Regions from separate parts of the Homo sapiens genome. Here region 2 is linked to region 1. A link is a loop called in an ENCODE intact Hi-C map of the cell type or tissue named here. Cell type or tissue: CD14-positive monocyte. All regions are shown on one strand. Links, peaks and the distances in the headings refer to the core of each region. The heading gives the core; the rest is flanking DNA.

Region 1 (5,385 bases), core at 322-5,321:
AAAACCAGGATCACCCCACAACAGAACATCATCTCATTATTTTAACACAGCACAGCTTTTCCTTGCTAAAATGCGTTTGGTCTGTAGGATGGATTGGTTTGGTTTGGTTTTGAATTGCAATATTTGCAGTTGGTGCCCAGCTCACAACTGGGTCTTCAAGCAGGCTCACTGCCCATCTCACCAACTGCTGCATTCTCTCATGGCTGCCAAGAGAAGAACATTTTGCTGTTTCAGCATTCCAGGAGAGCGTGCAGAAAACACAAACTCCAGGGCCTTATAAGTCAGGCTTCTTCACATGCTCTCAGTATGGACACAGCAAGCTTTAAATGCCTCACAATGGAGTTCAAGCTTTAAAATTTCTGGTTGGTGGCCAGAGGCCTGGTGAGCTAGAGATGCCTATGCTTCTCCTGGTGGTAGGTAGAGGAGACACTTCACCATTTGAAAAGTGAACTTCAGTTATCACCACCGTCTCTTTAGGATTTGCTAAGAGCAGCAGACACCTTGTTTGCCAGAATGTAAGAGCATGAGAGGTAACAGCCAGGGCAGGCTGTTCTCAGGACCCAGACAAGTCGGCTTTCTCTCCAGCCTTAGAGGCATTCTGTTGTTCTTCGAGATATCAGCCCATTTTCCATGGCCTCTCTCTCTTCAGTCCCTGGGTTGTTTCCTCTGAAACTGCCAGTGTGTAGAGGAGGCTGATAAAATGAGTTGTTTAAAGTGTCTACTAGACTCTTTGCTTTTACTTTAAACCTGGCTCACCTACCACCGACCACCCACCATGCGGCCAGCAGTCGACTAAAGGAAGCCACTGTTCACCAATCACCTTTGACCTGCTGGCCTTAATCCCCGCTCCATTCCACTTCTCCAGGCTCTGACCACTTAGTCTTAAACTTCCCTTCCTTTTCCTGTTGGCCCCAAGATTTCATCACTGAGTTTAATCTCTTCCTCATGACCTGTCACCTTCTCTAGCACACGGTTTATGTTCTCCATCTCTCTCCTCCTCTCCTGATCTATTTGACTCTCCCATCTCTTTCCCATAGTGGTTTCCAGCCCACCTAATGAGTGACCCTTGAAGATAAATTCAGACATAAAGATGTTAAAAGATTTAACTTGCCAGCTCCATCAACCCTGAAAACTACATCTCCAGCCCTTCCTCCCTCCCATTTTCCTATATCTTTTGTGCCTGAAAGCCATATTAAAATCAAAGTTATCTTTCCTCTAAAACCAGATTTATTCTGGATGATTTCTCTCTTTCTGTTCTTAGTACCATCATTCTTCTGCTCACAGAAGAATGTGAGCTGTTCATCCATTCTCACAAAGGTCAGCATACCAGCCTCCTTTTCACTCGTTTTCAACCCAAGGACTTCACAAAAGCTGTTCCCTTTGCCTGGACAGTTCTTACTTTCCTTCATTCCTGCCTCACTCCAACTCATCCCTCAAGTTTCACTGTCAGTATCCCCAAAACCCTTCCTAATTGCTTATTACGCCAGTTTCCATTTCTCTGATAGCACGTATTACCATTATAACCTAAATCAAGCTTGTCCAACCCACGGCCCAGGATGGCTTTGAATGCGGCCTAACACAAATTTGTGAACTTTGTTTAAACATTATGAGGTGGTTTTTTTTCTTTTTTTTGTTTTTTTGCTCACTAGCTATCATTAGTGTATTTTATGTATGGCCCAAGACAATTCTTATTCTCCCAGTGTGGCCCAGGGAAGCCAAAAGATTGAACATCCGGATCTAAATATTGACTTGTGGAATTACATGTAGGATGTTGGTAAACCACACCTCCCAGTACAGTAGGCACGAGCCACATGACACTGTTGAGCACTTAACATGTAGCGAATCCAAACTGAGATGTATTATAAGTGCAAAACACATACAAAATTTTGAAGACTTAGTACAATAAAAAGAATGTAAACTATCTCAATAACTTTTACACTGATTACATGTCATAATACTTTAGCTATATTGTTAAATAAAATATGTTATTAAAATTAATTTTACCTGCTTCTTTTCGCTTTTAAAAATGTATTTCTAGAACATTTTAAGTTATAATATGCACTCCCATTATATTTCTACTGGACAGGGCTGTTGTAGACCTTAAGCCCCACGAGGACAAAGCCATTTTGTTCATGACTGTAATCACAGCTACATTAGCACAGGGCCTGGCACATAGTAACTGGATTGGGGACTATATTTTGAAAGAATAAGTTTTTCTAGACACCTGGGATTTAAATCTAGGATTCTCAGGCCAGGGATGGTGGCGAACACCTGTAACCCCAGCACTTTGTGAGGCCCGGGAGTTTGAGACCAGCCTGGACAACATGGCAAAACCCTATCTCTACAAAAAATTAAAAAATCAGCCAGGCATGGTGGCACACATCTGTAGTCCCAGCTACTTGGGAGGCTGAGGTGGGAGTATGACTTGAGCCTAGGAGGCGGAGGTTGCAGTAAGCCAAGATCACACCACTGCTCTCCAGCCTGGGCAACAGCGAGACCCTGTCTCAAAAAAGTAAAAGTAAATGAATAAATAAGTCTAGGATTCTACTTTTTAGAAAAAGAGTAACCAAGGATAAACCATTAAGATGAGGGAGTCAGCAGCTCCCCTCTCCAGCAGTTCGTGCTGTCTGCTTGCCATGGGCATCAGAGCTTCTCTCAGCCTGGGAGACTTCGTTGTGGGACAAGGTCTAAACAGGCTCAGACAGTTTGTCACTGGCTTACATTGATAGCATATCCATCTGAAAGTACTCAACAACTAGGTTTACCTTTCAAATTATGGACAATGCTGGAACAGAAAATAATAAAAGAATCTACATAGCAAGAAAGGATTTAAGGGCAATTCATTTGATCTAAGTCATTTTCACAAATATGATCTCATGAGTAATAGCTCATTTGCTTTTCTCAACCCTTAGTATCAGAAAATTCCTAACCTGAATTCATCATAAGGCAAAACATTTAACATGTGGGAAAACATTTAAATGTGGGAAAGAATAGAGTGTCTAAGAAGTCTAGTGATGTCCTGAAAGACCATTCTTCTTCCACATTATTTGGCTCACTCACATTCACAGACATGACCATCACTGTGAAGTGACTCAGCAATTTCAAGTATCTGTATTGCATTACACCAAGTTCCCATGGTTGGCATTAATAGCACATTGCTTGAGGAAGGAAGAAGCCAAGCTGTCCTGTGATCCTGAAGACTAATCCCACAAGAGAAGCACTGGTTAGTCACAGACAAGAGCACAGGGAATAGAAGCTGTTCAACCACATGTATCAGGTGACAACTGGAAGAGAGTTGCTGAGAGCTGGGATGCCGAGAAGGCAATCTAACACAAAGACTCTTAACACAAACATCCATTTCATCTGAAGCATCAACCACTCCTTACTTGGCAGTATCACTGCCTTCCCCAATGACAATAGGAACAAAAAACATCACTTTAATGAGGTTTACAGAGGCAGAGAAAGCTACCACTCCCTCTTTCTTTCCTCATGTTTCAAAATCCACAGAGCTGAGAGACAACCAGATGGTATAGCCTCAGAAGTGTCACAGTCAGCCTTAAGCTTTCTCAAGAACACAGAAATAGTACTGGGCTAGAAATGAGAAGTTGGGATTCCTATCCCTCCTATTAGGTATTAGTTTGAAAATCACTGAGTTGACATGCGTTAGGCCTGTTGTTCCCAGTGTTGCCTTGTGACTCTGCTCACAGCAAATGACTTAAACAGCAACAGCCATATGACAGGATACTCAGCTTCCCTGTGGCTGAGGCTCCTTTTGTTACAAGAAAGTCTTGGAGGAACACAAGATCCAACAGGATGCCTTCATGTCCATGAGATCTCACCAACCCTACATCTATCTTTCCCCACTTACCCAATAAGGATTCAAATATTTTAGAGTAAAATTAGAGAAAGGAAAAAAAAACTCAGGTTTTTTTTTTGTTTTTGTTTATTTTTTTAAAGATAGGGACATGTAAAAAGGGTACACGAGTCAAAGGCCCTAAGCAGGAACAGATTGAGCAACAAAACAAATAGTAGTATTGGATTTTAACCCATAGACTAAAATAAATACCCATAAGTCCACACTGAATAAGTAAATGAGTGAATAAATAAATTAGGGAGAAGAGACAGCTTTTCCTTACAGAAAAATTTCAGTTAATGAAAATAGAAGAAATAGGGAAATAGAAAACAGCAATTAGAATACCACAATAATAATTACTGCAGGCAAGATCCACAGTTAGATGCTAAAATTAATGGTCAGAAGGTTGAGGAGGAACAGATATTTTTAAAGTCTCAAAATATCTCTCCCAAGATATTTATAAATTTTAAAAGGGAAAATAGTAACCTTACAGAATAGAAACTCAAGAGATACCACCCTAACCAAGAGATCATGGCTAACAGCACCAGTAATAAGATACACTGACGGCCAGGCACAGTGGCTCAGCCTGTAATCCCAGCACTTTGGGAGACTGAGGTGGGCAGATCACGAGTTCAGGAGATCGAGACCATCCTGGCCAACATGGTGAAACCCTGTCTCTACTAAAATACAAAAAATTAGCCAGGTGTGGTGGTGAGCGCCTGTAGTCCCAGCTACTGGGGAGGCTGAGGCAGGGGAATCTCTTGAACTCAGTAGGTGGAGATTGCGGTGAGCCAAGATTGCACCATTGCACTCCAGCCTGGTGACAGAGCAAGACTCCATCTCAAAAAAAAAAAAGATATACTGACATCAAGAATCTCACGTTAGATGCACTGAGATCACTGATATTACTTCAGCTACAATGTAATTTTTTTTACCAAAAATATGGAACCTCAATCTCCTCACAAGAAAACATCAGACAAACCAAATAGAGGGACATTCTACAAAATATTTGACCAGTACTTTTCAGAAGTGTCAAGGTCATGAAAGAGAAGGAAGGACTGAGGAGCTGTCATGCATCACAGGAGATTAAGGAGATGACAAGTAAACAAGACGTGGGCTCCTGAACTGGATCACAGAACAGAAACAGAGCACTAGTGGAAAACTGGCGAAATCCAAAGAGTCAGTAGCTTAGCTGATATTATTGTATTGATATTAATTTTTTAGCATTGAAAATTGTACTATGGTTTTCTAGGATAGTAACAGAGAATCTGGGTGAAGAGTATACAGGAACTCTATATATCGGCAACTTTTATGCAAATCAAAAATCATTCCAATTAAAAAGTTTAAAAATGGAAATTAAAAATTTGAAGAGGCCAGGCGCGGTGGCTCACGCCTGTAATCTCAGCACTTTGGGAGGCCGAGGCAGGTGGATCACGAGGTCAGGAGATCGAGACCATCCTGGCTAACACGGTGAAACCCCATCTCTACTAAAAATACAAAAAATTAGCCAGGCGTGGTGGTGGGCGCCTGTA
Region 2 (5,385 bases), core at 201-5,200, 76 kb before region 1:
TGATCCTCTCTAATGAAGACTATCTCTTTATGTTGTTTAAACAAAAAGAAATTAATGCATGAGAATGTCAAAGTTCTGAGCTTTAAGTTTCTGTACTCAATATATTGAATAAAAGATATATGTAGTATACATTGGAATAGAAAGAGATTAACTCAGTGCGTCATCGAGCACCTAGTTCTGGGGGTGGTATAATCATTCTGTCATGTATGATGGATGCCTGGATAGATCTCAGGATTTTGAAAGTCTCAAGTTAAGCTTCTAGTTTATTCCTCTAAATCTCTAGGGCTTTAAATAAAAACAATCTCGTAAATATCTTCACTACAAGATTCAAGTGTGAAACGCTTCAGTAGGCCTCTGAATTAAATATGTTTGGTAATTGATTATGTGTCCACATTATCTGAATGTAGGAGATGGATGTTGACACTGCTTTAAAATAACAATAGGAAAATAGGTTTCCAGTGAGAAAGCCCCTGTGATGGGAATGTCAATTTATTGCAGACATTTGTGATAAAAAAGTCAGTCATTTTTCTTAAATGAAAACTAGAGTTAAACACAGTAAATCTGTTGGCAATGGAAATTAATAGGATACCAATTTAAAAGGAACTACACATTTTTTTAAAAGGAAGAAATCTTAGTTTTCAGAGCAGTTTTAGGTTGACAGCAAAATTGAGCAGAAGGTACAGAGATTCCCAGAAGGTACAGAGGTACCCCCTTCCCCACATATGCACAGCCTCCCCATTGTCAATATCCCCCACCAGAGTGGTACAGTTGTGACAATTATGAACCTACATTGACACATCATTATCACCGAAAGACTATAGTTTATATTAGGGTTCACTCTTAGAGGTACACATTCTGTGAATTTTTGCTAATGTATAATGACATGTATGCACCATTACAGTATCATACAGAGTAGTTTCACCATCCTAAAAATCCTCTGTGCTCCACCTATTCATCTCTTCTTCCTCCCCCTGGCAACCACTGATCATTTTACTGTCTCCAGAGTTTTGCCATTTCTGGAATGTCATATAGTTGGAAACCTACAGTGTGTAGACTTCGCAAGTGGAGTTCTTTTTGGTGATATGCACTGACGTTTTCTCCAGGTCTTTTTGTGGCTTGATAGCCCATTTCTTTGGAACCACACACGTTTTTAAAAAATTGACATTCTTCTGTGACTTACAACTGTGGTTTCTGTGGTTAGATGTAGAGATTGAGTTTTACATTGTTGGCAAATACATTTTGGAGTAGATAAGCCCTGGGTTTAGAGACAGCAGTCATGAGTTCAAGTTCCAGCTCTGCAATTTACTAGGATGGGAACTAGGAGAAGTCACTTAACCACTGAGGTTAGTGAAGGCTGAACATAAAGAGGCTCAATTGTCCACGAGGTAACCCAGCTTGAGCTTTTGTCCAGTAGGGGTACCCCAGAGGGGGTGTGTGACACACTGAGCCAGTCAAACCCTCTGTCTTACAAAGTTGAACCAGCAGATAAATACATAAGCCACTAAGTTTGAGGGGATTCAGAAGGTAGATCACAGAGGTGCTCTTGAGTCCCAAAATAAATTCAGTTCTATCCATATAGTGAAACAAAAAGTAGTCAATAAAGTTCATTATTTGAGATAGGGAAGATTTTAACAATAGGGGGTCACTCTCATAAGTAATTACATGTGGGAGGGGTAAGATATAAGGTAAGATATAAAGATGTACACACAGAATTAGGCTACATCTCTAACTCATGATTTAATCTGATCCCACAGGATAATAAATAAAGGTAGCTAAGGAGATACTCCAACATGATTACCCATATTTATCTCTAAGTAGGGATTATGATTGGACCATCCTGGGTTTCAGCAGAAAACTGATAAAACTCGTATACTGGGTAATTTGAGGAGAGTGTCTTAAGGGTCTATATGTGAGGTATGAGTGAAGAATGGTACGGGTTCCTAGGGTCAGCCCCATTAGCAGCCTAGGCCAGAAGGGGTTGGAGGAAAGAGTGGTTTCCTGAACCTTTAGAGAGAGGGCTGCTGGACAGAGCTGTGCCCTTCAGTCAAGGCACACAGACAGCCAGCTGCAACCCCACAGGAAGGAAGTCAGGCCCAACTTCACTCACACAGGCAAAACTCCAGCAGAAGTCCGAAGGCAAGGGGGCCTTTGGATGGAGCTCAGCTTCCCCAGGCACTCAGCAAGGTGGAGAAGGATGGGTGCAGAGAGCAATCGGGGTGATCTAACCTTCCTCTTTATTCTTGTCTGAATGTTCCACACTTTCTCCAAGGAACATGTAGATCAAACATGTATTTCATAGCTTTAAGTTATTTTCTCCTTCAGTATTCCATTTTTGTCATTCATTGCAGAGGGTTGGATGAAAAATAAAATAGAGGCGTGGGTCAAAAAAAAGACTGAAAATAAGTAGAAGGGGATGAGAAATTCTGGAAAAAGTAACAGAAGTGATTCTGGGCACAAAAAAAGTCACATTTGGTGGCTAAAGTAAATGGGCCGCCAAGTCTCACTGTCCCAGCTCCACAGTGTTCTGCACATTAAAGACTAACCATAATAGAAATAATAGTCACTTCTAAGGGGATTTTCTCAAATGGACTTTCCTGAATCTGCTTTGACATACAAATTAGCCTTAAATGAAAACACCATTTCAGAGTTGCCAAGGCCTTTTTCAGCATTCTAAAGCCATTTTGTCTTTTCATGTCTCTGATCTAAATGTATCTGCTTTCAAACCCAAAATGGTATTTTCTGTACAAGTGTACCAAATTGAATAGAACCCGCATCTGACAGATCTCACAGATATGACTAGTTTCAGTACAAGCAGATGTCAAACCAAGCAAACCATTGTCACTGGCTAAGTGCATGAGGTGAACTGAGGATAAATTCTGTGGTCGCCACTTCCTCAGAGCTCAAAGGCTAACACCCATTTCATCAGAAGGACCCACTGGGCTTCAAGGACTCCTATGCTGATCCAGTAGAGGGCAGTGATGGTTCCAGGAGCCTGGCTGGCCCTATGCAAGGACTCCCCAATGAAGGCAGGACTGTAAGACTTTATACAAGCCAGACAGGCAGAGTCACCTGAGTTTATTCCTCTCATCACACTGTGGTCTGTGGCTATTCCCTTAGTAACCCTGCAGCTGCTGCCAGCAGTCATGGGAAAAGGCATTATGACCTTCAACTCCATCTGCAACCTTGAAAACAAAACCCACAGCACCTCTAGCCTCCGCAATATCAGATACATAGCAGGATTGTCTGGTTATATATTTCAGGCCCAAACCAGCCTCTGAGTGAGGTAGGCAGGGGGCTACTCCTTTAAAGGAGCAACAAAGGAGCCCATAGTTACCAAAAAGGACATTTAAACCTAATCAAGAAGGGATCTGAAGCAGAAGACAATCAATGCTGATCCTTGAAAGGTCTGGGGCTCTTTAATTAAAGAGCCGCCCCCCCCCCCAAACTTGACATTATAGTTAATGCAGGAGAGATGAGCTTAGTTACGAACAAGCAAAAGTGTGTTTCACTTGCAAATATCAAACAAGCTGTGGAAATTATTTGCATGGATTATCAGTTGGTAGACACCTCAGAAGATTTCAAGTCTCTGAGAATTTCTAAAATAATGTATTTAAGTGATTTAAGTTACAGGTTGGGGAAGCACATTATGCAACAGTTTTCCCAGTGCAACTTAACTTTTCTACTAAGGAAAATAACTTAACTTGCATTGCACCATTTATATGCAATCAGGAGTTAGTCTTTCTTTCAATGGCATATAAAAATAGAAAGCATTATAAATGTTAGAGCTAGAAGAGACTTTAGTATCACTGTTTTAAATTTGTTAAGCAGTGGAACCCTTTTCAAGATAAACCTTATAGGCAACCTCAATATATCCAGAACAGATAAAAATATTCTATTAATATAAGTTTATTTTATAAGTTCACATTTCTGTTAAATATTATAAAGTCAGTCACTGAGAACAAGGAAGTGTTTTTAGATGAATGAGATCTGAGTTTATGGATGACTTATAAACATACATCAGTTTTAGAATATAATTTATTTTGGTGTTGTCTTTGCAATGACTTTTGTCAAGGATGACAGTGATTGCCACAGATAAATCACTGTAAATGGTAACAGATGTTTTTGTAATAGCCTTTCTTTCAACCTTAGGATATTCTTTAACTAAATAAAACAAGAAGCTTAATTCCAAAATCTGCACCAAAACAAGTTATTAACATTGGCAACATAGTAGTAAGCTGTAGTGCCCCAAAAGTTAAAAGATATTTTTAAAAATTGTAGTAGAGACAGATAGCTGTGTCCTTAACAAAAATCAGCTCCTTTTCTCTCTGGGTTCACAGCTCAACCATATTTACCAGCCTTCCTGTGGTCATTTGTCTGAGCTCCAGCTAGTGAAGTATGAGTAGAACGGACATGCACCACTTCCAGACCTGGCACCGGCAAACCCCCCATGGCAACCCTCCAACCCTTTCCTCAACAACTGGACCACGCTGGAAAGGACTGAGGATCTAGAGGAGGACAGGGCTGTAATATGGAAGGAGTTTGGTTTCTGAAGGACCATGTAGCAGGCCACCTGCAGGGCGGGAACATCTTTAATAGGTTTGGAATAGCAAGAAATAAACTGGTCTTGTATTAAACAACTAATTTTGGGGTCTTTGTTACAACAGCTAGCATTATTTACCCCTGCTAATTAATATCGTAGATATCATGGTTAAGATAAATATGAAAACAACATTTGAATCAAATGTTTGCTGAACCCCTAAAGCACCTATCCAGAAACCACAGTTTGTAAAAACAGAGTTTTGTTTGTTTTTGTTTGTTTGAGACAGAGTCTCACTCCGTCGCCCAGGCTGGGATGCAGTGGCGCAATCTCAGCTCACTGCAACCTCCACCTCCTGAGTTCAAGCAATTCTCCTGTCTCAGCCTCCCAAGTAGCTGGGATTACAGGTGTGCACCACCATGCCTGGCTACTTTTTTGTATTTTTAGTAGAGATGGGGTTTCGCCATGTTGGCCAGGCTGGTCTAGAACTCCTAAACTCAGGTGATCTGCCCACCTTGGCCTCCCATAGTGCTGGGATTACAGGCATGAGCCACTGCGCCCGGCGGAAAAACCAGAGTTTTGATCCAAACTTCTATATAGATGCATGACTTCCTTGCTGGAGGGTAAAGTGAACTCTTACTCAAAGCCACCAAAAAGTTAGTAGGGCTTTCAGCAAGTAGTAAGAATAATATGATCAAGATAACTTCTGTTTTGTTTTGTTTTTTGAGACGGAGTCTCGCTCTGTCGCCCAGGCTGGAGTGCAGTGGTGTGATCTCAGCTCACTGCAACCTCCGTCTCCTGGGTTCAAGCAATTCTCCTACCTCAGCCTCCCGAGTAGCTGGGATTAC

Evidence for each region. A loop is a pair of places that touch in the nucleus more often than their neighbours do. Peaks named below come from ENCODE experiments on the same cell type or tissue, not always from the same donor. Only the 100,000 strongest peaks of a DNase experiment are listed, where the experiment ranks them.
Region 2: a loop joins it to region 1, with 2.1 times the contacts of the local background. A loop is called at or near these places in 2 of 110 quality-filtered maps.

What each region holds. Positions count from the first base shown.
Region 1 is chr1:185,482,064-185,487,448 of GRCh38, reverse strand. All of the region lies in intron 1 of LOC107985239 (a long non-coding RNA gene), which reads right to left. Among named protein-coding and RNA genes, the nearest start is that of LINC01350, 140 kb to the left of the region's middle. In CD14-positive monocyte, for the core only: no CTCF peak of the experiment used is centred there; DNase peaks (open chromatin) are centred at 908, 3,128 and 3,708; H3K27ac peaks cover 1,657 bases.
Region 2 is chr1:185,557,628-185,563,012 of GRCh38, reverse strand. LINC01350 (long intergenic non-protein coding RNA 1350) reads left to right here. Exons shown (of 4, transcript NR_110793.1): 4 at 4,338-4,634. All of the region lies in intron 1 of LOC107985239 (a long non-coding RNA gene), which reads right to left. Among named protein-coding and RNA genes, the nearest start is that of LINC01350, 68 kb to the left of the region's middle. In CD14-positive monocyte, for the core only: CTCF peaks have their summits at 2,768 and 2,968 (motif pointing right); a DNase peak (open chromatin) is centred at 2,942; H3K27ac peaks cover 1,217 bases.